2 separate regions of the Mus musculus genome follow, and region 1 is linked to region 2. A link is a contact called in ENCODE Hi-C or POLR2A ChIA-PET data. All regions are on one chromosome and are shown on one strand. Each heading gives the region's core, a stretch centred on a gene start or an enhancer-like site at or near the end of the contact. The rest is flanking DNA. Distances are from core to core; before and after follow the strand shown. Region 1 holds the start of Jmy (junction-mediating and regulatory protein). Region 2 overlaps Jmy (junction-mediating and regulatory protein).

Region 1 (4,975 bases), core at 612-3,111, 40 kb after region 2:
AACAATTTTCAGTACATAAACATGACACCCTGAAAGAAGAGCTAATGTCTGGGCAAGCTACTTTAGGGGGAGAGTAACATTCATTTAGTTTAAGATTACAGAATACCTGTTTTTCTAAATGCTTTTATCTCTACCTGTATTTTTAGTAAACTGGGTACTTTTTGGAGGGGTAAAAAAACTCAAAACTTCCCAAAGATCCATCGCTGAGATAAGTAAAGAAAGCCGATCAGGAGCCCTCCTGTTCTTCCTTTTCCCGCGGCTAGAAAAGAAGACACTTCGCAGACCCCAAACCCAGGCTCCAACACTTGGCAGTGAGACGTGAAAACTAGGACCGCTGCTCGGACTCCGCACTCACCTCCTGGATGCGCCTCCTGGCCCGCTGAAGCACCTCTTCATAGCCCTTCTGCCGCAGCTCGCTGAGGCTTTCGTAATACTCCTCCGGATCATCCGTCTCGGTGAAAAGAACCTGAGAAAGGATCTTCCAGCCACACGTGTCCAGGCCGTGGCCCAGGTATACCTGGAGTTGGTAACATAGAGCGTCGATCTCCTGCTCGGTCATCTCGGGGGCGCCCCCAAACAGCACCGTCCACATGCCTGACGGCTCTTCGGGGAACACCGGCAGACACGGCTCCAGCTGGGAGTTTACCGAGCACAGCTGCTGATGCACGGCTCGCAGATCCTGGAAGGAGAAAAGCCCGGCCCAGCTGCATTCTTCGGCCGGAGACTCCAGCTCCGCGGCAGACGGCGGCTGCTCCGAGTCCGGGAGCGGCTGTGGCGCCTCGTCCTCCCTCACCATTTCCAGGACCTCGATCTCCTCGGAGACCGCCCCGGAGGCACTCACCACCCGCACCGACGACACCGGGGGCACCGGGGGCGCCGGCGGGGCTGGCGTGGCACTGGCGGTCGCATCTCGGGATTCGGCGCTTCTGCGGAGCGGGCTGGCCTTAGCCCGCGCGGGGCTACGGAGAGGACTCTCCGGTCCTCTGCCCGCGGGACCCCGAGGAGGATCCCCCTTCAGGCTGCGCGCGCTGCGCGGAGAGCCGCCCTCGGCCCAGGCCTGGCTTTTCCGTGGCCCGGGACTCCGGAGCGCTGCTGTAGCAGAGGCAGCGGCCTCTGACCGACCCCTGGCCGCGGGGCTGCCCGGACCGCGACTCCCATCAGACGCGGGCGTCCCCGCCTGTTCCCGGGAACCGCTCCTCTGTCTCTGGGCCGTCCGGTTGTGACAGGTTATAGCAAACTTGCCTTCGATCTCGTTCCAGGCCACAATGAACACAAACTTGTGCTTCTCGCGCTCGTCGAATACGTGGGGCCGCACCGCCACCCAGTCGGACTCGAGTGTCTCCTCCAGCGCGAACGACATGGTAGCTCCGGTGCCCGGCGAGGGGGGTCGCCCGCCCGGCCGAGTCTCCGCGGTGGCCGCGCCCCCAGCTCACCCTTGCGGGGCGCCTGCAGCCATCTTAGCGCGCCGGCCGCTCACCCACCGGCTCCTTTGTGGTGCGGCTCTCAGAAGAGACAATACGCGGCCCGGAGCAGGTAGTTCACATGGTCACGTGCGGCCGGATCTGTTTACAAGCCGCTCGCTGCCGCAGCGCAGGGCCCTGGGCCGCCGGACCGGCCTGCGCGGAGCCGCGGGGCTGCGTGCTGAGGCGCGCGTCCGCCGCTCGCCCGCCGGGGCCTACCTCCCCGCCGCCCCTCTGCCCCCGGCCAACAGCGCCCAGCCAGCCAGAACCAGAACCAGAAAGCAGACTCCTAAAGCGCTAGTCTCAGCGTCGCCACAATGTTGCCATTCGGCTGTGACGTCTGCGGCTCCACGAGGGACGTAAACACGGGCACGTGCGGCACGCTGCTGACGCGGCGGCGGCAGCAGCGGCAACGGGAGCGGCGGCGCGCGTCCCGCCCGCCCGGCGGCGCCCCGCCCCCCTCCGCGTCCCTCCAGCCGCGCCTGCGCGCCGCCGCGTTCCTGGCCCCAGCCCTGCCCCCTTTTTCCCGGCCCGGAGTCTGTGGCTGCGGGATGACGCTTTTCTGCAAGATGAGAGACTGGTGTGCCCGGCCGCACAGGTTGCTTTGAACCCCCGGCAAGAGGAGCAAAGGCAGAGGGACTCTGAGACTTTGTTCAAGGACCTTGATGTAGCCCTCCTTCACCCTAAGTGAATCTGGATCGCCAACTGTGTTCAGACGCGTCCTAAACAGTCCGGGAACTCTGCCTTGCTTTACAAGGCTAAGCCAAAGGGTTCCATTCTCCCCTGACATCCTTCAGACACAATTTAAGTTAGACATGTATGCAAAACAACTCAGGAGAATACGAAAACAGTAGGAAAATTCAGTCACGTCCTAAAGAGCGTGAACATTTGTCTCAATTTATCCTTCTTTTATTGCTTCGGCTTTCCTCGTTGTGTACTGTTCTGAGAATCTCTTTGGGCAGTCACTGCACTAAAGTTTTGACATTGTATTCAGTTATCAGAGTTCCCAGAAAGCACAAACAAAAAGTTTTTATCAGCCTGGCAAGGCAGTGCATAACTATAATCCCAACACTTGGTGAGTAGAGGCAACCAGATATGGTAATTCAAGGCCAGCAGGGGCTACAAAAGACCTTGTTTCAAAAACCAGCCAGAAAAATCCAATTATTCATACTAAATTGTGTTGAAACATTCCTAATATTGTCTAGTAGGTTTATAATCCACTTTATATTATTGGCGTCATCTTTCCTGTCAGTGTCTAAGGCATCAAGCAGGCACTAATGTATAATAGGAATTAGTTCTTTTACTTTAAGCCACATTTCTAAAACGTGTGAAAATCATCTGAGTCACCCTCACGTTGTCAGCTACACACAGTTTTGTATTGGCCTGACATCTAAATTGATAGTCAAAAGTTTTAGACCTATCTCTTGGCTGAACTTTTTTTTTTGTTTTGGTTTTGGTTTTTTGGAGACAGGGTTTCTCTGTGTAGCCCTGGCTGTCCTGGAACTCACTTTGTAGACCAGGCTGGCCTCGGACTAAGATATCTGCCTGTCTCTGCCTCCCAAGTGCTGGGATTAAAGGCGTGTGCCACCACCGCCTTGCTGAACATTTTAAACTTTAAACATCTGCTTTGAAACCCATGCCTACTCTTGGACCAAACACACACACACACACACACACAGCAAGATTCAGAAAAAGATAAAAATGACTTCAACCTTTTGGAATTCTTATAATGAGCTGCATATTTTCAAAGCTTGTACATATGTGTCAGCTCTTCCGTGCAAATCAAAAGCACCTTTGAAAACGCTGGGAGAGACCCAAGTATGGTGGCCCACTCCTTTATTCCACAACTCAGTAGGGAGAGACAGTCAGATCTCTGGGAGTTCATAGCCAGCTGGTCTACAGGGAGAGGGAGAGGGAAGAGGGAGGGAAGGGGAAGAGGAGGAAGAGGGGAAGGGAGAGGAGGGAAGGAGAGGGAGAGGAGGGGGAGGGGAGGAGAGGAGAGGGGTCTGGGGTGTTACTCAGTGCTTGGGGTACTTACAAAGCACTCATGAAATCCTGAGTTCAATTTCCAGCAACACAAAAATAAATAAAATGCTAAAGGAAAGAAACCCACTGCAAATTGGAGTCTTCAGCAAGTAACGTTACAGAAAAATTGTCCTTTTGATAAAAAGATAACTGCTTAGTTTTTTTGTTTTTTTGTTTTTTTGTTTTTTTTTTGTGATAGAGTTTGAAATCACCAGCTCTCTTTATTCAATACATTTATAAATCTGCAGAATGCAGGCTAAATATGCCTAAAAGAAATCAATGCCAGGCTTGGTAGCTATACCTCAATTCTACCATCTGGGAGTCTGGGGTAGGATTGCCTCCTGTAGTCAGCCTGAGCCACAAGGTTAGTCTACCTCACACAAAACAGAGCAACATTTGATGTACATGGATTAACTGTCATACCTATCTACTGCTATAAAATTGTGACTTATCACAAACCACGGAGGGGAAACGGGTTCATGTTTACACAGGTGTTAAGTATTTTCCCCTAACATACTTGCCACTGTGCTTTTTCAAATGGGAAGTCTCGCTGTTTCAAGTTTCCCCTATCTTAGTCATTGTTAGCCGACAAATGAAAAGAAACAAGCCAAATTCCCATGACATGTTACTGTAGTGCTCTAGCATTCTCTATTTAGGTCCATATCTGATTGTTGGGTGTGTAAGTTACTCCCTGGGAAGAGGTAAAGCGACAAGAAAAGCACGAACACACCATGGCAACTTTGAAAAGGCTTAGAAACTATCGAGGATTGTTTGGTAATCTGGGAACTATTTTAACACTTTGGGCCTTTTAACAGAAACTCTAGTCGTCTGTGATGTTCAAGAAGCCTACCATTCCCTATACAATGTATCCCCACAATGCCATGCAAGGTAGGTATGAAGGGAATGAGTAACTTTAGCTTTGTATGTGAGGGAACAGGAACCCTGGACACTTACAATCAGCCTCAAGGGGAGGAAAGTGAATGACAAGTTCAGGGAGCAGGTGCTAAATTCACTGACAGCCACACTAGATTTTCCCAGAAACAGACTCTGGAAAGAAACTGGGAGACTTCAAGGCCTGGCAGAGCTAGGGGAAAGTGAGATATGAAAAAGAAAAGAGATCTCAGTAGGATTTGGTGCCTTGCATAGTGAAGCATGTTGAACTACAGGACAAAGTATGACTCTCAGGGGTCCATCTCTGATGGACATAGTGAAGCCTTGCTTGGTCATTGGAGGCCCACCCTGAGGAAAGCATGACATGAAACTTGAAATTGGCTCAAGAAGACCGTAACTACTGAGTACTGTCAGTTGATCAAGTCTTACAGCTGGGGTCGACCCTTGTTTTTGTTGCTTAGTTAATTTTGAGTCTTGTTCAAAGAGTCTTACTTCTTAGCTGAGCCTGGTCTTAAACTTGCCCACCTCCTATCTCAGCCTTCCTGAGATGATGGACGTAAACCACCATATCTTCCTCTGGTAGCTGTGAGGAAGTGAGT
Region 2 (5,710 bases), core at 3,124-5,623:
AAAAGCATTACCAATTATATTAATTCACAATTTTAACCTTTTAATTTTATTATCAAGAATTTTCTTTTTATAATAAATAAAAACAGTGCTCTGTTTGAGCTCCAATGACTTTCCCTTCCAGCAGTTAACTTCCCACTACCTCAGTGTCTTCCCAGACGACACAAAGGTTAGGGCTGGGTTACCTGGTCCTGTCTCTTCCCACCTGAAAATGCAATACTGACATTGTTTTAAGAACAAATCTCCAGCACGCAGGAAGCCAGCCTCTGTTGTACAAGGTAAATTTCAGGCCTGCCAGGACTATCAAGACCTTGTTTCAAAACAAACAAACAAAAACAAGCCTCTCTTAATCTAAAATCATGGGGTAGGACTATGTTACAAACAAAGACTTCAAGGGCAAAGCATTTGCTTGGAATGGGTTTAATATTTTACATGTGTTCTTTTTCTCATGAGTAATGCAAGACGCCTTAAATTATAGCTATTAAAGCTGACAGTACATCACAGTTAAATACATATAAAGCACAATACCTATATTATACATACTACAAACATAAACTTGGCAAGAATGACTGACAATTGTTTTAAATGCTCTGAAGAATTCAGACACATAATGCAGACACATAAAAGCACACTGTTACAATCATGGATGTTGACGACACAGACTCACAAACTCTAGACCTCAGCCTCTTCCTTCTCTACGCTGGAGGTCTATTTATAAAAAGCTGTACTTTCTAATGTTAGGGGTCAGGGGTCTTTGCCTTTGGCACCCTGTATTGCCAGAACAGCTCAGGATCAGACAGATCATGTCAACACTAAGAAATGAGATGAAGGTAAAGTCTACTTCACAAACAAACCGGCTGACTTAAAGGAAAATCCAGATTAAAAAAAAAAAAGGAACCAGCTCAATAAAGGGAGAGTGCAGTAGAAATGCCTCAGGGAAAAATAGGATGGGGCTGAAATCCTTCAGAGATTGAATACAAAGTGTAAATTGGCCCAGACAAGGTCCAATTTTACCTACTCGAATAAGAAAACATAAGGGTAAAAAGAACTGCTTTCTAGGGTAATCTATGAGCCCTTATTTCAAACAAGCAGAGAAGCCTAAGGAAGTACAAGGACATCCTGGACTATACAGTGAGACACTATATTACATTTTTTTAAATTAGTAACTGTCATTGTAGAACATCTCAGTATACCCAAGCCAAAATAGATGCATTAATATAATCGTTATGTGTAAAAGTTGTTCACTTGCATTTATGTCTAAGTGCCACAAGCAGGTAGTACTAAAGGAAGACACAAGGCTGCTGGGCCCTTCTAGAAATGGAATTACAGTAGGTTGTTAGCTGCACTGGACGTGGTCTAGAAAAGCATCCGGTCAGTCTTCTTAACCATTGATCCATCCGCCTCTAGCCCTGATAAAGCAATACATTCCACACAAAATGGGGGGCCTGGAAAGATGGCTCTGCAGGTAAGAGGACTTGTTACTCACACGGTAGACAACCACGCATAACACCAGTTTCAGGTAATCAGATGTCTCCCCTCCATGGGCACCTAGCATCTATATGGTATACATGCATACATACAGGCAAAATATTCATTCACATATATATATAATAAAATTTTAGCCTGTACTATTAAACGCAGACATTAGAGCTTGACAAATCCACTTTCAACCTGGTAGGAGGTGGGCCATGGTGAGCTGGACTTTCTCACACACTCACGGGAGTCTGGACTTGTGTAGCTGAGGATGAACTCAAGCCCTGACTTTTCAGTCTCCACATTGAAGGTATGAGAAGCATGCTCCACTACACATAGCTCCATGTTCAGTATGTTAAAGTCAAAATGACTAACCAAGAGAGGGGGAGAAAAGCAGGCCTATACTGGGTAACGGACCTGAATCCAGAACAAAATTCTTTAAAAGAAAAAAGTTATTAGAAAAAAAATCAGCTAGATATTTGGACAGACACTTCTTAAAAGTAAATATACAACATTGTTTTCGAAATTCTAAAAGTCATACATTGTCAGTGGAACTGAATGCCTAAAACTCAGGGTTTTATTGCTTTATTATGCAGTTCTCTGCACACACTGGCTGGCGATAGCTAGATTATTATATTATGTGACTAAGTGGCTTTATTCTATTGACTTTTCATTATTGTTTTAGTGCTGGATATCATGTGCATTCTATGCAAAAGTTCCACAATGGAATTACACTCCCTAATAAAAAAGGCAAGTGTCTTTAGCCCACTGAACCATCTCAATCCCAGACGCAGCCTTTTAAAAAGGCTGTATTTTGAAAAAACATGAATAAGATATGGTCAAAGATCATAGTGAAATTTGACAAATATATGTGAAAATGATCTGTGGGCTTGATCAGATCACATGTCTGTGTACACTAGTCTCAAGCTTGGGCACAGCATGGAGATGCAGAGAAGGTATAAGGAAACCACAAGAAACATGTCTTTCTTCTGGGCTTAAGCATGGATGTGCACTCCTTTAAGCCCAGTACTCAGGAGGCAGAGGCAGGAAGATGATGAGTTCAAGGCCAGCGGCTTGATAGAGCAAGCTCCAAGGTAGTCAGAGTAGCACAGAGAAATCATATCTCAAAAAACAAAAAGAAAAAAAAACAAAAACAGAGAGAAACTTTTATTTCAATAAGCATTGAAAATTCATTGGCCTTTTTTGTACCTTGGTGTATGCTACTCCCTGTTAAATAAAAAGCTACCATGTGTCCAGATCTTTACAGGTGGCAATCTTTAAGTGGGTGCAATCACAAACATTATCTCATAGAAATGGTTTAAAAATGGGGTACAAAGCCTGGTAGTTTAAAGGAGAATAGGCCCCTGATAATGAATGGCCCCACAGGCTCAAGTTTGAGTGTCTGGCCCCAGTTGGTAGGGATGGGAGGCTTTGGTGGAGGACTTATATCACTGGGAATGGGTTGTGAAGTTTCAAGACAGTCACTATCGCCAGTTGGCTCTCTGCCTTGTGCTCCTTTTCAAACTGAAATGCAACTGCTCCAGTGTCATGCTTGGCTACAACTATGCTCCCTGTTATAATGGTCACAGACCCTACGCCTTGAGAACCATGCCTTGGTCATGATGTCGTAGCACAGCTATAAAAAGTAACTAAGACAAGAAGAGAGCCATGTGTCCTAATTATCAACTGTCAACCTGACACAGCCCAGAACAACTCGTAAAGAATCTCAGTTGAGTAACTGTCATTTTATCATGTTGGTCTGTGAATATCCATCAAGGGCTGTAATGACTGGTAACAGATGCTGGAGGCCTTAGCACACTGTGGGCAGAACTATTCCCTGAGCAGGTGGTCCTGGGTAGTTTAAGCAAACTAGCTGAACAGGAGCTGAAGCCAGTTAAGAGAAGAAGCCAGCAAACAAGTTTCTGCTTCAAACCCCTGCCTGGATGTTCCTCAGTGATGAACTGTGACCTGGAAGTAAACCAAAGAGGCCCTTTCCTCCTCTTAGCTATTGGTCTATATTTTATCACAGCATCAGAAAGAAACTAAAACATGCTAAGTATGGTGTCATAGGCGATAGACACAGAAACTGGATGCCTGAGTTGGCCAACCCAGCTTAATTGACAAATCCTAGGGCAATGAAAGCTCTTTCCTCAAAGTGGTCATCAACTGAGGAATGATACACAAGGCTTCATGCATACACAAACACATGCATCTACATCTGAACACACGTGTATACTAACACACAAACATGCACACAGGTACACACACACGCACAAAGCACATAATATTCACTGACAATATTATCAAAATGGTGTTATAAAAATATTAAATGTTTCTCAAAATCAAGAATCTTATTTATGCAAATCGTAATGTTTTACGTTTTCAACATTCTTAATGATAGCTTTTGTTACCTCTTCTTTTAGTGCATGTTTCTTCTGTTCCAGACAAATTTCTTTAGCTCTCATCATCTGCAAAGTCTCTTTAGAAACTGCATACTGGAGTTTTTCCATTCGCTCAGCAGCTGCTGCCCACGATGCTTTGCCAAATTTCTTCTGATCTGCTCGCATCCGATCATACACAGCTGTTAATAGTAATTTAGTAGAAATATTAAGGCACAAAACTACTAGACACTGAAGAACTATAAAGTTTTCGATTTCACTGGCTTTCACAATCAATTACACTCAATGTCTCTATCTCATAGTGCTTTCTCTGTTATCATGTAGTGGTGTATGCCTTTAATCCCAGCACTGAGAGGCAAGTAAATCTTCAAGTTTGAGGCCAGTTTGGTCTACATTGTGAATTCTTGAACAGCCAGAGCTACATAGTAAGACACTGTCTCAAACAAAGCAAAGAAACAAGCTTCACCACGCCCTGGGGAGATGGCTGAGGAGGGAAGCATGTCTGCTGCTCCTGCAAAGGACCTGGCAGCATCCACACAAGCACCTGTTAAAACCACTTCCAGAGAATTAGATGCACTTCTTCTGGCTTCTGCAGGATTCTGTAAAAATGTGGTGCACATAAACTCACAGACTCACATACATACATACATACACACACACATAAATTAAAAATATGTATAAATTGTAAAATAAAAGAAAATTGAGGCTGGATATGATAGGCTACATATTGAGTTAGTTACAGGACAGCCAAGGTTACATAGAGAGACCCTGTCTTAAAAAACAACAAAAAAGAAATAATCAACAAAAATAACATTTAGGAATGGGAGGGGGCGTGAACATATTGAACACACATGCGCAAAAAGAGATATATGTATATGTTAGCTGAAATCTATCTAATCCCTATATATTCAAAATATTCACTGACTCCCCCAAATGATAAACTTAATGTCTTTAATGCACAGTCTAATATACATTCTGTTATCTTGAATAGTGGTATATGCCTTTAATCCCAGCACTCAGGAGGTAGAGTAGTTTCAGAAACAACATTTAGGAAACTTTGTGATGACCAGATGCCGGAGGAGCTAATGCCATGTGCCAGTGCAGATGGAACCAGCAAGCCCTCAGAGGCAGCACAGCCCTCTTCTTTCCCAGAAGAAAGAGCTTCTTAGCTTGTGATAATAGGACTGACTGGATGAATCAAATGCTCATGTTGATAGACAGCTAATATGTTCCAATTTTAAAACGCAGAAATGGAGAGATGGCTCAGCAATTATGAGCTCCCAAACTCTTCCAGGGGACCCGAGGTCAATTAGCAGCATACATATTGGACAGCTCAGAGAGAAAAATGCCAGCTCCAGAAGCAATACCTTGGGCCTCCATGCGCATCTGCAGTCACATCCATACAACCACACAGACATATGCATACAAATGACTAAAGTAAACTCTTTTTTTGAAAAAGCATATCACAGATAGGAGCACTGGCAGTGGTGCCTCCTGAAATCCAGATACGTATGCCAATCCCACTTTAACAAATGACAGAAGCTGGAGATTAGACTAGCAACATGGGATAATCTCACTGTATTTTCAAAGGTGATTAATTCTGTAGTATTTGTCTTTTACAATATAGAATTTAGTATAAGCTTTGCTTTAAATTTTTCAGAAATCGTTTATTTTAGTTCTATTTATATGTGCAGGTATTTTGCCTAAATTTGTGTCTGTGCATGCCATGTGTGCTTGGTGCCCATGGACACCAGAAAAGAGCATCAGGTTCCCTGTAACTGGAGTTAACAGACAGTTGTGAGCCCCTAGGTGGGTGCTGGGAATTGATCTGTGTTCTTTGG

What was found. A loop is a pair of places that touch in the nucleus more often than their neighbours do. ChIA-PET counts read pairs that join two places held with the same protein, here RNA polymerase II (POLR2A).
Region 1: a map of gastrocnemius shows a loop between it and region 2 (2.4-fold over the local background). The contact joins the promoter of Jmy here to the enhancer-like site in region 2. A Hi-C loop is called at or near these places in 4 of 37 maps with a recorded cell type or tissue (adrenal gland, gastrocnemius, heart and 1 more). POLR2A ChIA-PET finds 5 or more read pairs at or near these places in 2 of 5 experiments (Patski and embryonic stem cell).

What each region holds. Positions count from the first base shown.
Region 1 is chr13:93,497,947-93,502,921 of GRCm38, forward strand. It overlaps Jmy (junction-mediating and regulatory protein), which reads right to left and starts at 1,862. Exons shown (of 11, transcript NM_021310.3): 1 at 356-1,862. The coding sequence starts at 1,360.
Region 2 is chr13:93,455,739-93,461,448 of GRCm38, forward strand. Jmy (junction-mediating and regulatory protein) reads right to left here. Exons shown (of 11, transcript NM_021310.3): 4 at 3,882-4,051. Among named protein-coding and RNA genes, the nearest start is that of Gm6109, 10 kb to the left of the region's middle. Within about 2 kb of position 4,374, at least 1 of the 3 ENCODE cell types and tissues checked has a DNase peak (open chromatin) inside an H3K27ac peak, as active enhancers do; it is gastrocnemius, where a contact is called at or near this core.